2 separate regions of the Mus musculus genome follow, and region 2 is linked to region 1. The links are chromatin loops, found by intact Hi-C in ENCODE. Cell type or tissue: heart. All regions are shown on one strand.

The links. A loop is a pair of places that touch in the nucleus more often than their neighbours do. Peaks named below come from ENCODE experiments on the same cell type or tissue, not always from the same donor. Only the 100,000 strongest peaks of a DNase experiment are listed, where the experiment ranks them.
Region 2: it touches region 1 in a loop (2.0-fold over the local background); 3 of 42 quality-filtered maps call a loop at or near these places.

The regions. Positions count from the first base shown.
Region 1 is chr8:120,359,858-120,367,857 of GRCm38, reverse strand. It overlaps a transcript of Gse1 not described here. Among named protein-coding and RNA genes, the nearest start is that of Gm39264, 19 kb to the right of the region's middle. In heart, CTCF peaks have their summits at 3,269 (motif pointing left) and 4,204 (motif pointing right); DNase peaks (open chromatin) are centred at 77, 3,457, 3,927, 6,367 and 1 weaker place; H3K27ac peaks cover 6,355 bases.
Region 2 is chr8:120,273,187-120,281,186 of GRCm38, reverse strand. It overlaps a transcript of Gse1 not described here. Among named protein-coding and RNA genes, the nearest start is that of A330074K22Rik, 49 kb to the right of the region's middle. In heart, a CTCF peak has its summit at 3,882; DNase peaks (open chromatin) are centred at 2,987, 3,420, 4,596, 5,666 and 2 weaker places; H3K4me3 peaks cover 1,994 bases; H3K27ac peaks cover 6,480 bases.

The DNA of each region.
Region 1 (8,000 bases):
GCCAAACACCGGCACACTCAAGCCTGGTCCTGCGTGGCCCATTCATGCCCATGTGACCCGGGTGAGGCTGGTGTTTACTCCAGCTGCCTGTCTTGACGCTTTGTAAAGAGCCAGGCTTCCTTCCCCTGGCTGGCTGTCTCTACCAGGTGAGGCTCAGGGGTGTCCTTCTTCCAAAGACAGTGCTGTCCCTGTGTTTCCTCTCACTCTTGAAAGGTGAGACAGAATCAGGGGAGCAGGGAAGGAGTTTATTAGGAGGTGGCCCTGAGACACAAGAGCCACTGGGTAAGAACAACAAAAGGACAACTTAGGAAGCTGGCAGCTAACAGACCTAAATCTGTCAGATGTCTCATTAGCCCCATCTACCCAGAACCAGCAGGGGGACTGCCAACTCTGTTAGGATGGAAAGAGGCCCAGAGAGGTCAAGAGGCCAGCCCAAGTCACACAGCTTTAAGTGGTAAACCCAGGCTGTACACCTAGGCTGGCAATAAGGAGTAGAGCTTTTCACCATGAGGCTCTGGGGGACAACGAGACCTTCATGGTCTTCTGGGCCCCACAAGGGAAGGCAAGGTGCCACTGCTATTGAGGTGACAATCTCATCAGAATCTCCTCTGTCCTCAATCCCCTGCCAAAGCCACCATCTCCATCAGACTCCCTGTGGCTTAGCAGAGTGGCCACCCAGCTAGCAGGACACACAGGTGAGGCGCTCACAGACCCACCATGCTGGCAAGCATCAGCATCTATTCACAGTTCTCACCTATAGCTTCTTCTGCCCACAGCACCTGGGTGCCTGGCGGCACGCCCAGCTCACACCAAGGAAGTTGGGCAAGTGCCCTTTGCCCCCGAGGCTTAAGGAAACATAGAATTCAGGGGTGCAGGAGGAGTCTGTGCACGGCAACCACTGAAAGGGCTAAACGGAGCTGGAGAGAGGCCACCCCTTGCCTATGAGAGGCCAGAGCTCAGCACCTTCCTTCTGTCTGAGGCAATCTAGGACCACACAAGCAATGGCCACCTAGAACCTGGGGACAGGCCCAGGAGCCAGCTAGGTTAGCCCAGGCAGGAGACCAGGTTAGCCCAGGCAGGAGGCCAGGGCAAAGGACAAAGCAGGCAGAGGGCAGTTGCACAAAGGAACAGCCAGTATCACAAGCTTTGCCCAGGTTCCAGTGCCCACATGTATGTCCTATAAGAACATAGAACTTTCCCCTGGAGTCCCCAAACATTGCTACTGGTGTCTCTGCCATTGCTGCCACCCCGCCCCAGTGAGACCCAATCCTCCTGACTACTCTCAGGGACTAGTCCCTTACTACCTCAGACAGCCCTGTAAGACATCGTGTGTCCCCTTCATTATCTGTAAACTGTACGTCTTACCAGGGAAAAGAAGGTCACACCTAGGACTGGCCCCTAGCCTGGGTTCCATGCAGCCTTCACTGATGATGCTGCCTGTGCTAAAGGAAATGTCAGATGTCACTTGTATCTGACATGGGACTGGGAGGACTAGAACCTCAGAGTCACCTGCATGGGACACCTGGGCCCTGAGCATGCCTCTGACCCTCTGGGGGCTCTGTAGCCCAGGCCCACACGGCTCCACTCTTGACCGCCGCTCCCATCCCTGCCTTTTACTTCTTGCTTCCTGACCAGAGGGTGGCCTGGAAATGGGTCAGCACTGGCTCTTCACCTAGGCTGTCCCAGGCTAGGTATGCTCTGGGAATGTAGGACTCAGTGGCCTCAGAGCTGGGAGCACACAGATGAGCCCGAGGGCAGGCTTGGTGCCGGGGTCAGCTCCGGGTCAGCCTCTGTTCCACAGTGCACAGGGTGTGGAGGCTCGTGCCTTGGGACAAGCTGTAGGAGGGGTTGGCTCAATATCCCACCACACCGTTCAGTCAGCTAGGCTGGATCTGGGACCCCAAAGTACTGCCTCTTGGGCCAACACTTATACCCCAAATGCATCTCAGTGTCCTTGAGCTAAGACACTGCCACCCTGAGTCAGGGCTCAGCCCTCTGTCACCCCCACATCCGTCTACAAGCCTTGATGTCTGGGCACCAGTCCCAAGACCCACACTCCTTCCTCTAAGCTGGTGCAGGCTTTCCCTGGGGCTCACTCTGGGCCCACTCACTCGTGGGCTCCTCTGGTCAATGAGAAGTGACTGGCCCAGCCTGGTCTGGCTGCCTGTGGGGACAATAGTGGACTCACTTATGGGAGGGGCGGAAGGACCCACCGGTGAGAGGCTCCCTTCTCTCTGCCTCTCCATCCACCTCTCTCAACCCTACTAAGCTCCTTTATGAGCTAGGTCCACACTCGGAGCTGCGTACAAGCTTCAGCCCAGCAAGGCAAGGCAGGCTTCCTCCTGCTCCCCAGCGTCCTGCCTGGCACTGCCACTATGGCTTCTGTGGGGACCAGGCCCTCGGAGGTGACAGCTATTTCCCTATAGTCCTGATTTCTCTGCCTCGTGTTCTCCTGGCAGGCTCAGCTGACCAAGACATTTTGTGCACAGAGGAGGAAGGCTATGCCCTAAGACACAGAGGGGTCACCCTGACAGCCCTCATTCCTGTAGGAATTTGGCACCACAAGGGGGGTCAACACAAAGGTCAAAGGTCAAAGAGACACAGTCAAGGCTGGGGTGCTGGGAAAGGATGTGCGTATGCGTGGGACACAGGGAGGAGGAGGAGGAGGCTCAGACGAGAAAGGAGAAGAGGCTCCACAAGAGGAGGCTCCACGGCACAGAAGGCCAGGCAAGTGGTGGGCTCTCAGAGGCTGAGGTGGGCTGTGGGTTTCAGAGCCTAGTCAGTGCTCTTTGCTTGGGGGTGGGGGTTGTAGATGCAAGGGACACAGGCCACTGGGAGGGAGGAGGGACAGGAGGCTCCAGCATTTCTGAGTCAAGGGTCTCGGGTCTCTCCCCAGAGAACTTCTTCTCTGCCCTATTCAGCTGGTAGGGTCTCCATTCTGAATTCCCTTCTCTCTAAAGTCCCCAGTCACATGGTGCTTCCCCTGTGGCTTGCTCTTCTTGGTGTCCATCTTGATGCATTTGGGGGAAAGAGAGCACTCCAGGTGCCCTCAGCTTTGGCAGTGTTTGGGGGTTCCAGGGGAAAGTTCTAGGCAGATCTATGTTCTGGATGCATTTGGAGGTGGGGACCAGGGTGATCTGCCTGCTGTCTCCAAGGTACCCAGGGGAGGGGAAGGGGCAGAACCTGGTTCCTGGGGCTAACCCCACCCACTCCAGGCTTCTGTTTCTGGCTCTGCTGGGTTGCGCCCCCTTCTGGGCCAGTGACAAACTACATCCACAGCTTCTGTCCGGGAGGGGCAGGAAACCATCCTGACCCCTGACCTGCTCAGCAAAGAGAGGGGAATTTGGGGGTCCAAATGCAGGCTGTCCTTACTCAGCAGCTTACAAGGCTGGCCCACCACACCCCTGAGTTCTGGAGTGACCCCACTGTCCTGCAACTGCCTGAATAGAGACACACTTCCTGTCCACTCCGCCCCTTTCACTGACACTAGGGACCCCGTACCAAAGACATAGTCAGCCCAGTCAGGCTGACTGGAACGGACCGCCAACCAGCAGGCTCTATGAGACACCACCTCCTCCTGCAGCTGTGAACAAAGAGCCACCTCACAGGGCAAAGTGGACCTCTTGTGGCTGTAGCTGGGACATTAAACCCTAGGCAGAAGGAGAGGTTAGATAAGCCAGTTGGGTGTGTTGGGGTCTCAGGGTTATTCCAGCTGGGGAGGGGTACAATGGGAGAGAAAGGAGAAACACGAGGAAGGGGCCACAGGCCAAGGACAGCTGAGGCTTTCAGAAGCTGGGGCAAGCGCGAGGCAGATCTTACACACTAAGGAGGAAGCAGCCTGTGAGGCCTTAGCCTGGAACCCAGCCGAGAGCTCTGACCTCTAACCTAAAAGGAAGAGGCACGTTTGGAGCCACTAAGTTCCAGGTGACATGTGACAGCAACCACAGGAAACCGGTGTGACGGGAAGAAGGCCGTTCCCAGACTCACACAAGTGTTTGCTCCCAGGAACATCCTCCAGGGCACAAGCTCAGCTGTGACCTTGAGTGCCCTTGGCCGAGCCATGACCAAGGCTGGGTCCTCTGTTTCCTAAAGGCATTGCTTCTTCTGGTTTTGTTTTGCTTGTAAGATTTGTTTGTTTTTATTTCTTAGGCGAGAGTGTTTTGCCTGTGTGGAAGTGCACCACCTTTGTGCAGTCCCTCTGAAAGCCAGGAGAGGGCGCCAGGTTCCCTGGGCTGGAGTGACTTGAGGCTGGACACTATCTAAATGTGGGTGCTGGGATTTGAACCCTGGCCCTTTGCAAGAAGAGCAGCCAGTGCCCTTCAACACTTGGCCATCTCTGCAGCTCTTCTTATAGCTCCCTCACCAGGTGTTTGAAATAAATTCACTCAACCCTCAGAGCTCCTGTACAAAACATGTGCTGACTGGACCATGCCCTGAGGAGAGAAGGAAGGCTCTAGAGTTGGATAAGAAGCCACTTGGATGCACATACCTGGGCTCTAATTTCCTCCATCCACTGCCGCACAGACCCCAGCTCCCATTCACCCAGTGAAAGCTTGCGAGTCCCCCACACCCCACCCCGCCCGCCTAGGCCAGCCAGCATCACACAGACACACACAGACACACACACACACACACACACACACACACACACGGAGGTAAGAGACCCACAAATTGGAAGGAACAACATTTCCAGATGGGAATGAAGCTGAAGAGAGAGGCTACAACCCCGTGAGCAACTACTAAAAGCTGAACGGAATAAGCCCCCGAGGACACAGGGAAAGTGTCACACATATGTGGCCTTCAGGAGGGTGGGCCAGGCTAGTTATAACATTGTCTCCCTAGGGCCCCATGACTCTTCACCCACAGGGCCCACAAAAGTCACTTCAGTGGCTCCGAGCATAGTCTTTGTGTGTGTTTACGTGCTTGTGTGGAGACTCAGGGAGGGGCAGGTACACACGTCTGTGTAGGTCAGACTCTGATGTCAGATGTCTTCAGTCGTTATCCTGTTTTTGAAGACAGGGACTCACTCACTGAGCTAGGCTGGGTGGCCCGCAAGCCTCAGGGGGTCATATCCTTTCTCCCCTTCTCCAATTCAGGGGTCACATGTGTGAGCCAACACACTCAGCTTCTTCATGAGCCCGCTCCAACCCAAGCCCTGAGCCCACTCCACTCCAACCCAAGCCCTGAGCCCACTCCAACCCAACCCCCTTAATCTATCTTTGTCATTGAAAATGTCTATCTCCAACCTCCTGGGGTAGAAGTTCCAGTTGGCGGTGGCACTTCTGGGTCACAGCACAGCAGGCACAGAAATCTCCCCTGATCACAAGCCATCAGGAAGACACTAGGTCTGAGCCAACCCTTGGGTTACCATTCCCCACTGCCCCACACTGAATACCCTTTCCTCTTTGTTTTATGAAAATTGAAACTGGTGGCAGGCCACACGGCCACACACCAGCCAAGGAAGTGTAGAAAAGACAGTACATCCCAGTGGGTGGGAGCCATCATACACGGAAGACAGATCTGCCAGGGATAAGGACATGGGCCTATGTCTCAGCACTAGGAGACTGCCGCAGCAGAGCCATGAGTTCAAGACCAGCTTGGACTTCGGCATGAGATACCCCACCCCCACCCCGCCCCTTACTGAAAACAACAAAACAATTTTTAAAGAGAGGAAGAGGGCACAGCAGGGAGCATCAGACATTGGTGCTAGGAACACTGACAAGATGGCAGCGTTTCCCAAAGTCCTCAGCCAGCACCAATGTGCTGATTGGAATGCAGGCCCAGCTGAGCATGGTGCTCCATGCCTGCTGTCTTAGCTCTCCAGAGACTAAGGCAGGAGGATGGAGAGTTCCAAGCTAACCTGGGCACCATGGGCAGACCCTCTGTCAGAATAAAATGTCCACTAAAACAGTAAGGGGAAAGGAGAAAGAGGGAGGGTCGGCTGGTCTCTGCCCGTGAGCCCCACTGTGCCCAGAGGGACTCCAGGCCTTCTCTCTCTGGGTAAAAGGCCTCTTTACTGCCTGTACCTTCAGAGGCCTCTAGACTTCCTGCCCTGACTTGCAAGCCATGTTTCCAGCATTATGAGATGTGCCCAAGAAGATAAAAATCACTGCGAGTGGGAGCCAGGCATTGGATCCCAGCTCCACTGGTAGCACCCAAGGGAGTGGAAGGTATAGTGAGGTGTATGGCAGGTGCCCGGGAGGTCCTACTGCAGAGGAGGGTACTGGGGGGGGGGGCGACGTGTAGGGAGCAGCATCCCTCTCTGCAACCCTGGAGCAGCTGTGGCTCCCCAACCATTGGCAGAACCTGTCTGTGCCTGGTGTCACCACGCTCAGCTCTCCACATGCCGCTATGGGCCGTCTGCCAGCTGAGTATCCTTCTCTGCCTTCCTGGTGACAGAGGCAGCCTCAGCCAGAGCCCATTATTCTGACAAAGAAGAGGAAAAGAGGCGGGATTGCTGGTGATAAGTAGAGCCCTCCTTCTGTGTGCTGGAGTCATGCTGTAGGTCAGACAAGGCCGCCTCTTGTCTTCTGGTCAGTGTGCTAGTTAAATTTTTGGTCAGCCTGATACAAGTTCCAGTTGTCTAGGAAGGGGAACTGAGATAGCTCCCTCCATCAGATGGCCCGTGGGCAAGTCTGTGGGGCATCTTCTTGATTGATGATTGATATGGAAGGGTCCAGCCCACTGTGGGCGGCACCACCCCTACGTAAGTGGTTCTGGATTCTCTAAGAAAGCCACGCGGAGCAAATCAGTAAACAGTGTCCCGCCACGGCCTCTCCTTCACATCCTGCCTTCAGGTTCCAGTCTTGGCTTCCTTCAATGGATTGTTACTGGATCTGTAAGCCCCCAGCCCCATCTCAAGGGTTTTATCACAGGGATAGAAAGCTTAACTAAGGCAGGTCAGGCAGCATCCTTGTGCCACAGATGAGGAAACCAAAGCATGAGACGACATCCGGCTTATACCAGAAGCTCAGTAGAGCCAGGTCTTAGTCCAACAAGCCCAGATCCACGCGTGTGAAAATGCTCATATCCTGGCTGCACAGCACGCAGCTTATTTAACACATGACAGGAAGAAAAGGGGGGATGGGGTGGGAAGGGCAGTTGGAAGGAGCATCCCTACTAGACACAGCCCCAGCACCCAGAAACCCTCTCCATGGCTGCAGCTCAGCCCAAGGAACCTGTTTCTCAGAACCTGTGATCTCAGGAGATGCCCCTGAACCCAGAGTCACTCCCACCCCTCAGGGACAAAAAAGATACAGGGCCAGTCTTGAGTTAGGAAGATGGCACAAAGAAGGCCTGGAACAGTGCTGTTCTCAGAGGGCTCTGGGAAGAAGGTGGGAGATAGGAAGACAGACAGACAGACAAATAAGCAGCAGAAGCAGGGAGAAGCTCTGAGGAACCTCAGACCCTGCCTGCACCTGGAAGGTATGGAGGGGGCCAGGCAAGGAGTGTCCCCCACAAGGGCCAATTAATGAGTGTCCCCACAAGGGCCAGGCAAGGAGTAAATTTCACAGGGTCCTAACAATGAATGTCCCCACATAGGCCTGACAAAGGTGTCCCCAAGGAAGCCAGGCGCTGGCTACAAAGTGCTGCAAGGCCAGATCCCATTCCCTGCTGCAGAGCAGCTCAGGGCCTGAGGACAGTGGGAGTCCTGGGGTAGCCTCAGAGCCAGGAAATGGGGCCTTAGTAGCCTAGGCAGGACATAGGCTCAAGGCTCCTTGTCACTGTGATCCAACACCTGACAAAGGCTGCTTATATGCAGGGAAGGGTTTCCTCGGGGGGGGGGGGGGGGGACTTGGTGGGAAGAGCAGCTGGCAGCAGGCAGGAGGAGTCACATAGCATCTGCAGTCAGGAAGCAGAGAGGAGAGTGGCCGCTTGGTGCAGAGACAGAGAGACAGAGCTTTGCCCAGTCTCTCTTCTCAAACACAGTCAACAACAGTGCTTTATCATAGCTGTGGTGGCAAGGGCCTTCCCGCTTCCCAGGTCCTTCCAAGGGAGCA
Region 2 (8,000 bases), 87 kb after region 1:
CAGTGTAGGAGCCCAGGTAGGAAGAGACAGCCACTTCAGAGGAGACTGCCTTTTGTGACCATCCTTTGCAAAATTAGGAACTGGCCGCAAGACCCACGTAGAGACAGAGCTGTGACCCCATGGCTCAGGTTACCACAATGTAACCCTGCAAGTGCCTGCCCCTTGTCTGCAGGCTGGACAGTGTGGCCCTCCTCCCCTGCTTCCTGCAGCAGATGTGGCCAAACCAGGACCACACTGCCCAGAGACCCCGATCTGTCCAGCACCTGCTTCCCCCACCCCCCAGCTCCAGCTGATGATGGACAGGCCTAGCCAGGATAAAGCCAGCCCCTGCCCGCCAGCCACCCTTGCTTCTGGAGCTAGCGAGCGATCAAGACAGTCCTCAGCAGTACAATGTTTTCTCTCAGACCAAAGACTCCTGGGAGGTTGGGTGCTGAGGCTCTGGGTTTTACGAAGCCCCACAGTATAAATAACCACCCAGTGGAGCTCACCGTCCTAGGATGATGGGAGCCACTCTCTGAGTTGCTCCCACCTGCTGTGTGCCTCACACCTGTGTGTGTGCCCCATGCCTGCAGAGACGTGCATCAGCCACGTGTCAGCCACGTTTCCCATCCCAGCTCTGCTTGCTGCACTGGGGCCAATGGGAGCACCTTGGGTGCCACGTGACCATAAGCAAGGCTCTCCACGGGGTCACACAGGAACACTGCATCTGTGAGGTCCCTGCTGCCCTTCCATGACCTCCCTCACGGGTAGGTAGTCTCTGAAGCCTAAAAGGGGGAACGAGAGCCCATGTTCTGGATCCCAGCCCTGCCCACACCGTGACTCCAGCCCAGCAGCACCTCTGGACGCTCCCTGAAGTGAAAGACAGCCACGTGTATTTGCCAGTAGGCTCTCAGGGTGAGGGTGCCCGTCAGCGCAGCAACAGGAGGTGTATGCACCTGAGGTCACTCCCACCCAGCCATCAGAATCCTAGAGTAAGGAGCAGCCAGAATGGAGACACTACTGCTGGCCCACTGTACCCAGAGATGACACATTCCACCGACTGGTCATACTCAATGACATTTCTGTCCTCGCACAGGTTCGGTCTCTATAAAGCATCTTAGCATCTTTACATTGGTCTCTTCCCTAGGACACATGACTTTTTTTTTTCTTCTTCTTCTTCTTCGAGACAGGATTTCTCTGTATAGCCCTGGCTGTCCTGGACCAGGCTGGCCTCGAACTCAGAAATCCGCCTGCTTCTGCCTCCCAAGTGCTGGGATTAAAGGCATGCGCCACCACACCCGGCTAGGACACATGACTTTTTTTTTTTTTTTTTGGTTTTTCAAGACAGGGTTTCTCTGCATAGCCCTGGCTGTCCTGGAACTCACTTTGTAGACCAGGCTGGCCTCGAACTCAGAAATCCACCTGCCTCTGCCTCCCGAGTGCTGGGATTAAAGGCGTGCGCCACCACGCCCGGCTTGACACATGACTTTTAAACTAAGTTGACATATGTATGTAAGGACCATCTGACCCCAGAGATACTCAACGCAGCACAGTAGGAACAATGACATCATCATCTGGCAGCCAGCCAGGTTCCACACTCCAGCCCTGGACACTGCACTGCTTGGCCACATGACACCTGTTGTCACCTCCATCCACAGGTGTCAGGAAGGCTCCAGAATGTGTGTCATTACCCAGTCTAGCTCACGTTAGAGCCTCAGGCCAACTCACTCTGAGATGCAAGCCCTGTGAAACCTGGAACTTTCTTGGCCCCAGTGTGTGAGGCTGAGGCTGAGGCATAGGCAGAGCTGGGGAAGGCTTACATGGCAGGCCCCTAGTTTATATACACAGAGTTCCGAGCAGTGTGGCTGGGTCTCCGGTACAGCCAGTGAGTACAGAGAAGACATAACTTTCCTCAGGCTGGACAAGAAAGTGCAGGCACAGGCCAGGCCTGTCACACCAGCGATGTGACAGTTCATGCGAACCATACAGACAGGGATATGTTGCCTGCTCCAGGAACTCCTAGAGGAATTCTCTGTCTTCCATGCATTGTGGGGCTCCCAGAGTGGGTTCCCAAGAGGCAGCGTGTGGCGTGTTCTCCACATACACATACAGCCACCACAGCCACCACAGCCACCAAAGGCTTGGAGAAGTCAGCTGCAGGGGCAAAGAAATAGTTGTATCATTTAAGTATTTACTACGCCAACATGAGGACCCAAGTTCAATCTCTAGACTCCAGTAAGTGGCCGGGAGCAGTAGCTTATGCTTGTAATTTCATCGCTGAGGAGGAAGAGACAAACGGATCCCTGGGGCTTGCTGGCCAGCCAGCCTAGTCTCATCTGTGGACCCCAGCTCCTAGTGAGGTGCTGCCTCATAAAAACATGGTGGATGGTGCCTGAAGACCAGCACTCAAATATGACCACCTCTGGCCTCTATGTGCACACGCGCACACATGCACATATACAGAGAGAGAGAGAGAGAGAGAGAGAGAGAGAGAGAGAGAGAGCGCCAGCTGGTAATCAGCACCCTTGGAGGATCAGAGAAGATGACCACGAGAGGTATCGGCCTGAAGAAGAGAGGAGGGGAAGGGACTAGTGGTCACCAGTGGGGCAGATGACGTCAGCTGGGAGCCCATGTTTGCCCTGCTTCAGGTCCAGCCTGACCCATACTTGGCTACCAGGGACAATAGACCATCGCTGAGGCCTCCCTGCCCCAAGCCAGCCACATCCCTATGGCTCCTCCATAGGACAAAGGAAAATAGGTACAGCTGGGGACAGAATGGGGCAGAAGGTCCAGGACAGGGGTATACGGGCTCTCCTTACTCTGCTATGTCCCCTCATGGAGCATGACTAAGGCTGATACTCCCCCAACCCCCAAATTCGGAGACATCGGCGTGTGGACGGCGTGTGGAGGGTGGGTGTCTGCTGAACAGCAACCCCTGCTTGGATGCCTGCCTGGGTGGGAGGCGGAACATTCTGGAAGAAAAACAAACAACGGTTGGGGGTGGGAGGAAGCAGGCAGCAGATGCTGGCGGGAGGCCTTGAGAGGGAGGGCACAGCAAGCTAGTGTCCCCTGGCCCCCGACCTGGCAAGGAACGCTCCGGGGCTTAATTCTACCACCTATCCCATCTTTCCTCGGCCAGATGGTCACAACCAGTTCTCTAAGGTCCGCCCAGGAAAAGAACTCTGGCCCTTAGACTATGTAGTGGATCTACCCATGCCTTTGAGTAACTAGCAGGAGCTCCTACCCACAAGGCACTTGGGTTGGAGAAGTGGACAGACCACTGACCCCCATTCTTGATTTCCTCAATTGTGATGGCTCCCCGGTACTTCAAACATAACACTCCTGCCCTTACAGGCGAGCATTTGAACAACTTAGTGTTCTTTCCCAACTCCCTTCCTAGGAGTCCAGCCTCATCCACCCTCCAGCCTCAGAGGCAGCCCTACAGTGTGCAGCGGGCCGCACCAGCTTCGCTATTCCTCGACTTGGAACCAGGTCTTCTGCCCCCTCTTCCCAGGGCCTAGTGACTGCTCTTTCAAGCTGTCTCCAGAAAAGTCTGTCAGGAGGAGGGAAGAGACACTTCAGGATCCCCAAGGAGTAGGGGACTCTCAGTATTCCAGATCTCAGTACTGCATAGTTAAAGTTACAGGGTAGTCGCTCCCTTGGGGTCTCAAGGCTCAAAGAGCCTGAACTCTCCTCAGCAAATCTTCTCCCGAACCTTCAAGTATTCCGCTGTCCCACCCCAAAGTTTTGGCTTCCACAAGTGGTTCTGGTGACTAAGCGCTGTGGGGCTCCCTGACCCAGGTCTGGGTACTCGTGGGATCTCTGATCTGAAACACTGTAGCTGTCTTGCTCGCTCGTCTTGCCTGGCCCAAAGCCCTGGCCTCCACACGTGGCTGTGAGCGCCCCCTGTGCAGCTTGTAAGCTGCACTCGGTTCTCACCCAACCAGTGACGCTTCAAGACCCTGGGAGGTAAGATCACAGAACCAGGTCACACAGCTAGGAAGGGACAGGGTCTGGGCTCAGTGAGCTCACAGGGCCAAGTCATAAAGCTAGGAAGGAACAGGGTCTGGTCCAGGAACACAGATGGTGGCCTCCAGAGTCCCAGGAGCAGTTGGTGGGTGTGGGTCACGCTTCTTCCTTTCTTCATCATTGCTCCGCCCTGGGCCAGAACATGTCCTCAAAGAGCCACGCATAGGATATGCGGGTGACAACAAGCCACGGATCAGGCACTGTCTCCCTCTCAAGCCTCAGTTTCCCCACTATCTGCTACGGGGTTCGCGGGGGTGGGGGAGTCTCGCAACATCCAGGGAGAGTAGCCCTCTTACAGGCCCAGCCCCTGGCAGGCCCCAGGCCAGGAGGAGCCGGGAGGGGCCGGGAAATCCGGGGGCCGCGGCCCGGGCCGGCGCCGGAGGGGGCGCCGGCGGCCCCAGATGCTGCCAGCATTCCTGGAAGGTAGCGCCAGGCCAGCGCCGCCAGATGTGCCTCACAAGCAGCTGCCCCGCGCTAATAAGGTCAGCGCCTGGCTCCAGCAAGCCGCGCACCGGCGGCGCCTCAACGCCTGGCACCGCGCTGGGGAAGAGGCGTGGTCGGGGCGTGGTCTGGGAGAGGGCCAGGGGGCTGCCCACGCCCAGAACCGCACCCCACGGCCTTGGCCTTGGCTGCTGTGGGACCACGCCCCTCCTCTCTCAAGACCACGCCCTTTGCAATCTGGAGGGCGGGGTGGGCCGATGAAGACTGTTTTATTGGATGTTTCCTGGCCTGGGGAGGTGGGGGTGTCCCTGTTCTTCCAGCAGAGCCAGCTGCGAGCAGAGGCCCCATCCTGTCCCCACCTCTCCTTGCACGCCCCCTTCCAGAGGTATGCGGTTACCTCTTGGGGACCTGGGGTGCATGGGGCCAGCTGGGTCCATGTCCGAGGTCTGTCTAGGTCCCCCGCAAGGCACACGGGCAACCCCCCACTTCCCCTAGATAAAGGCTGCAGCCGCCTTTGTTTCTCTGGTGTAACCGAGCCAGATGCCTCTAATCCCCCAGCTGGACCAGATTTGCAGTGGCTCTGGGGCCTCCCCGGTCCAGACGCCAGGCTCCAGGCCTCCGAGGCAGCTGCGAAGGGGGGCGGGGCTGGCATCTTCAGCCTCTCCCATCCCCTCTCAGGGTCAAGGGCAAGCGGAGCCAACAGCTTAGGGGTCATGCTTCATTGCTGGCCCGGCCCCAGGATTCTGTAAAGGAGGAACATTCAGGGCGCTAGGCCCAGGCCTCAGTTTCCCCGGTCGCTATCATGCAGTTTCCAGTCCTTCCTGTACAAGCTACAGAACAGTTCCGATAGTGACGGCACAGACACCCACATTTCTAAACTTCCCAGGAAGCTGAGAGCCCCCACCCCACGGCTGCTGGTGCCTGGGCATGGGAGGGGCTCAGAGAGGTCCCTACACTGGTAAGAAAGGATCATTCTGGGGAGAGACCAGAGAGGTTTGGTGACTTGCCTAAGACCACAAAGCAAACAAGAGCAGGGAGTAAGAACACCTGAGGGCAAACACAGGCGGAAAGACAGCCGGTGAGCACCCTCCTGAACACAAGGGGTTCTTGCAAGTGCAGCTGGAAGCCACCACCATCAGGCCCCCTCCACCAAGGTGAAAGGCGGATGCTCTGGCCCTGGTCTGGCTACTATTCTATTAGTCAAGGGGTGAAGGGATCTAGACGCAGTGTTTATCAGTCCCTAGGATGGGGCTGGCTATGGACAGTTATGTTGGAGAGGTCACCTTCCAGGCCACACCTGTGGTCCCAGCCATGCGTGGAGGGGAGAGGAGGGGAGGGGAGGAGAAGCCTGGAGTGTCCCGGGTCTCCCCAGCCCTTCACCTGGCCTCCTCTGCCAGGAGCCAGGCAGACGCCAAGTACAGAACCTGCCAGGAGTGTCTGATGCAGGTGGGCCTCTTTCCAAGGCCATTCATTATCCCAAGTCCCTGTCAGTCTGTCTGCTCCCACCACTTCTATCCCAGACCACAAGAGTCATTGCCACCACCACATGGACACCTCCCACATGCACTCCCCACAGACACACACCCCTACAACCACACCCTCCACAGACATATTCCCCTACAACCACACCCCCCACATGCACACACCCCTACAACACCCCACAGAGGCACACACATTCCTGCAACCACATCCCACACACACGCACCCCCCACAACCACACCTCACACACATGCACAAACCCCACAATATATTCCACATAAGAACCCCTCCACAGAAACATACAGCCACAGGCACATGCACAAATATGCATCTGACATGTGTGCACACATGACATAAGGCACGTGTACCCCACACATGCAGATGCCTACAGACACACACCCGCACAGGCACACACATGCACACTTACCCACAGAAACACATCTCCACACACAGGCACCCCAACACACACACACTCCCTACTCATACCCCTACACACAGACAAACACCCCCACAAATGAACTAATATATACCCCCACACAAGCATGAATATATATATATACCCACATGTAAGCATGAATACATATTTCCCCCACAAGCATGGATATACACCACACACAGGCATAACCTCCTATATACATGCACACCCCTCTCACACATGACCCCCTACCAGAGCACGCCACCACTAGGCAGGAATCCATGCCTCACACACATACGCAGACCCCTCCCCCCCATACTTAGGAACACATACATGCTGCTTGGCCTACAGGCTTGCCATGCACACACGGTACCACTCAGCACACCCAGGAGCTAGCCTTCTGTGAGAGGATTTGTCTGACCATTTCCAGAACCTTCATCTGAGGTGTGCCTGGCAATGGGGCACCATCTCTTGATGTGCCCGTAAGTCTGTCAGCTCCAGGCCTGCCCAATCCCCAGTCTCTATGGGAAGCTCTGGCTGTGTGAAGAGACTCAGTAAAAATGGGAGATTAAATGAATAACAGCCCACAGGAGTGGCGGGCGCCTTGCCTTGATCCTGCAAGGCTAGGCCCACCAGGGACCCCAACAAAAGGTCACATCCCTAACCCTGCCTGCCACATTCTCACCCAGGCCACACAGGTAGAAGCTCAGACATACCTGCCCTGTGGATCCTCCCAGACCCAACCACTTGACCCCAAGGACATGCTGAACTAGTCTCTCTTTACTCATTCATTCATTCCCCTCATTCATTCATTCACTTAGCCAAAAGAATCCCAACACAGCCCAGATCCTGAAGGGGAGTCATGTGTGGTATGGGACCTTCTGCAGCTGGTTGCCCCCACAGAAAGTGATCTGCCCAAGGACTGGAACTAGCAGCCTAGCAGTGGACCTCCTACGGTGTGGCCTTTGCAAGGTCAGGGGTACCCTGTGGGCGGACCTCACTCCCCCGAACCTCAGAAGGAGAATGCCAACAGGTGGGCAATGGCTCTCTCCAGCCCTCAAGCCATGTAGCAAAGGAGCAGCCTACAGGACAAGGCCCAAGGAGTACCTGTCAGCCTGTCAGCTATGGAGTCTCCCTCCGTCAGAGGGGACCAGTCTTCCTGGCTGGTCTGTATCTGTGTTCCACATGGTTGACTGAGCGCCAAGGACACTGGTGGCAAAGACAGAACGTTTGGCCACGGAAGGCTTCTTTGGTGTTCTTTGGGGCTCAGAAGCAGCTCCCATGTACAGAAGATGCCCCCAGCCTTGTGAAGCTGCCACCTAGGGGGCATCCTAAGGCCAAACCTGCCCTGCCCCACTGCCAGAAGCAACTGATGAATGTCTTTATTATGTCCACCACCTCAAAGCCACCACAGGTCAGTCCAGACCAGGGCAGGGGGTGCTCAGCACCAGGTGTGCCCCGAGGGGTGGCTTTCCACTGGTCTTGCCAGCTTTCCATGTCAACCATATTAAGATTCCCCATTTGCTGGTGGGGAATGGCATGTATGACACAAAGGGTCCTAACGGGTTTGTTCTAACTTGAGGAGGGGGCACAGATGATGTGAGGTGAGGACTTGAAGGGGTTAAACAAAGTTTGAACTGAGGCAGGCTGCACAGCT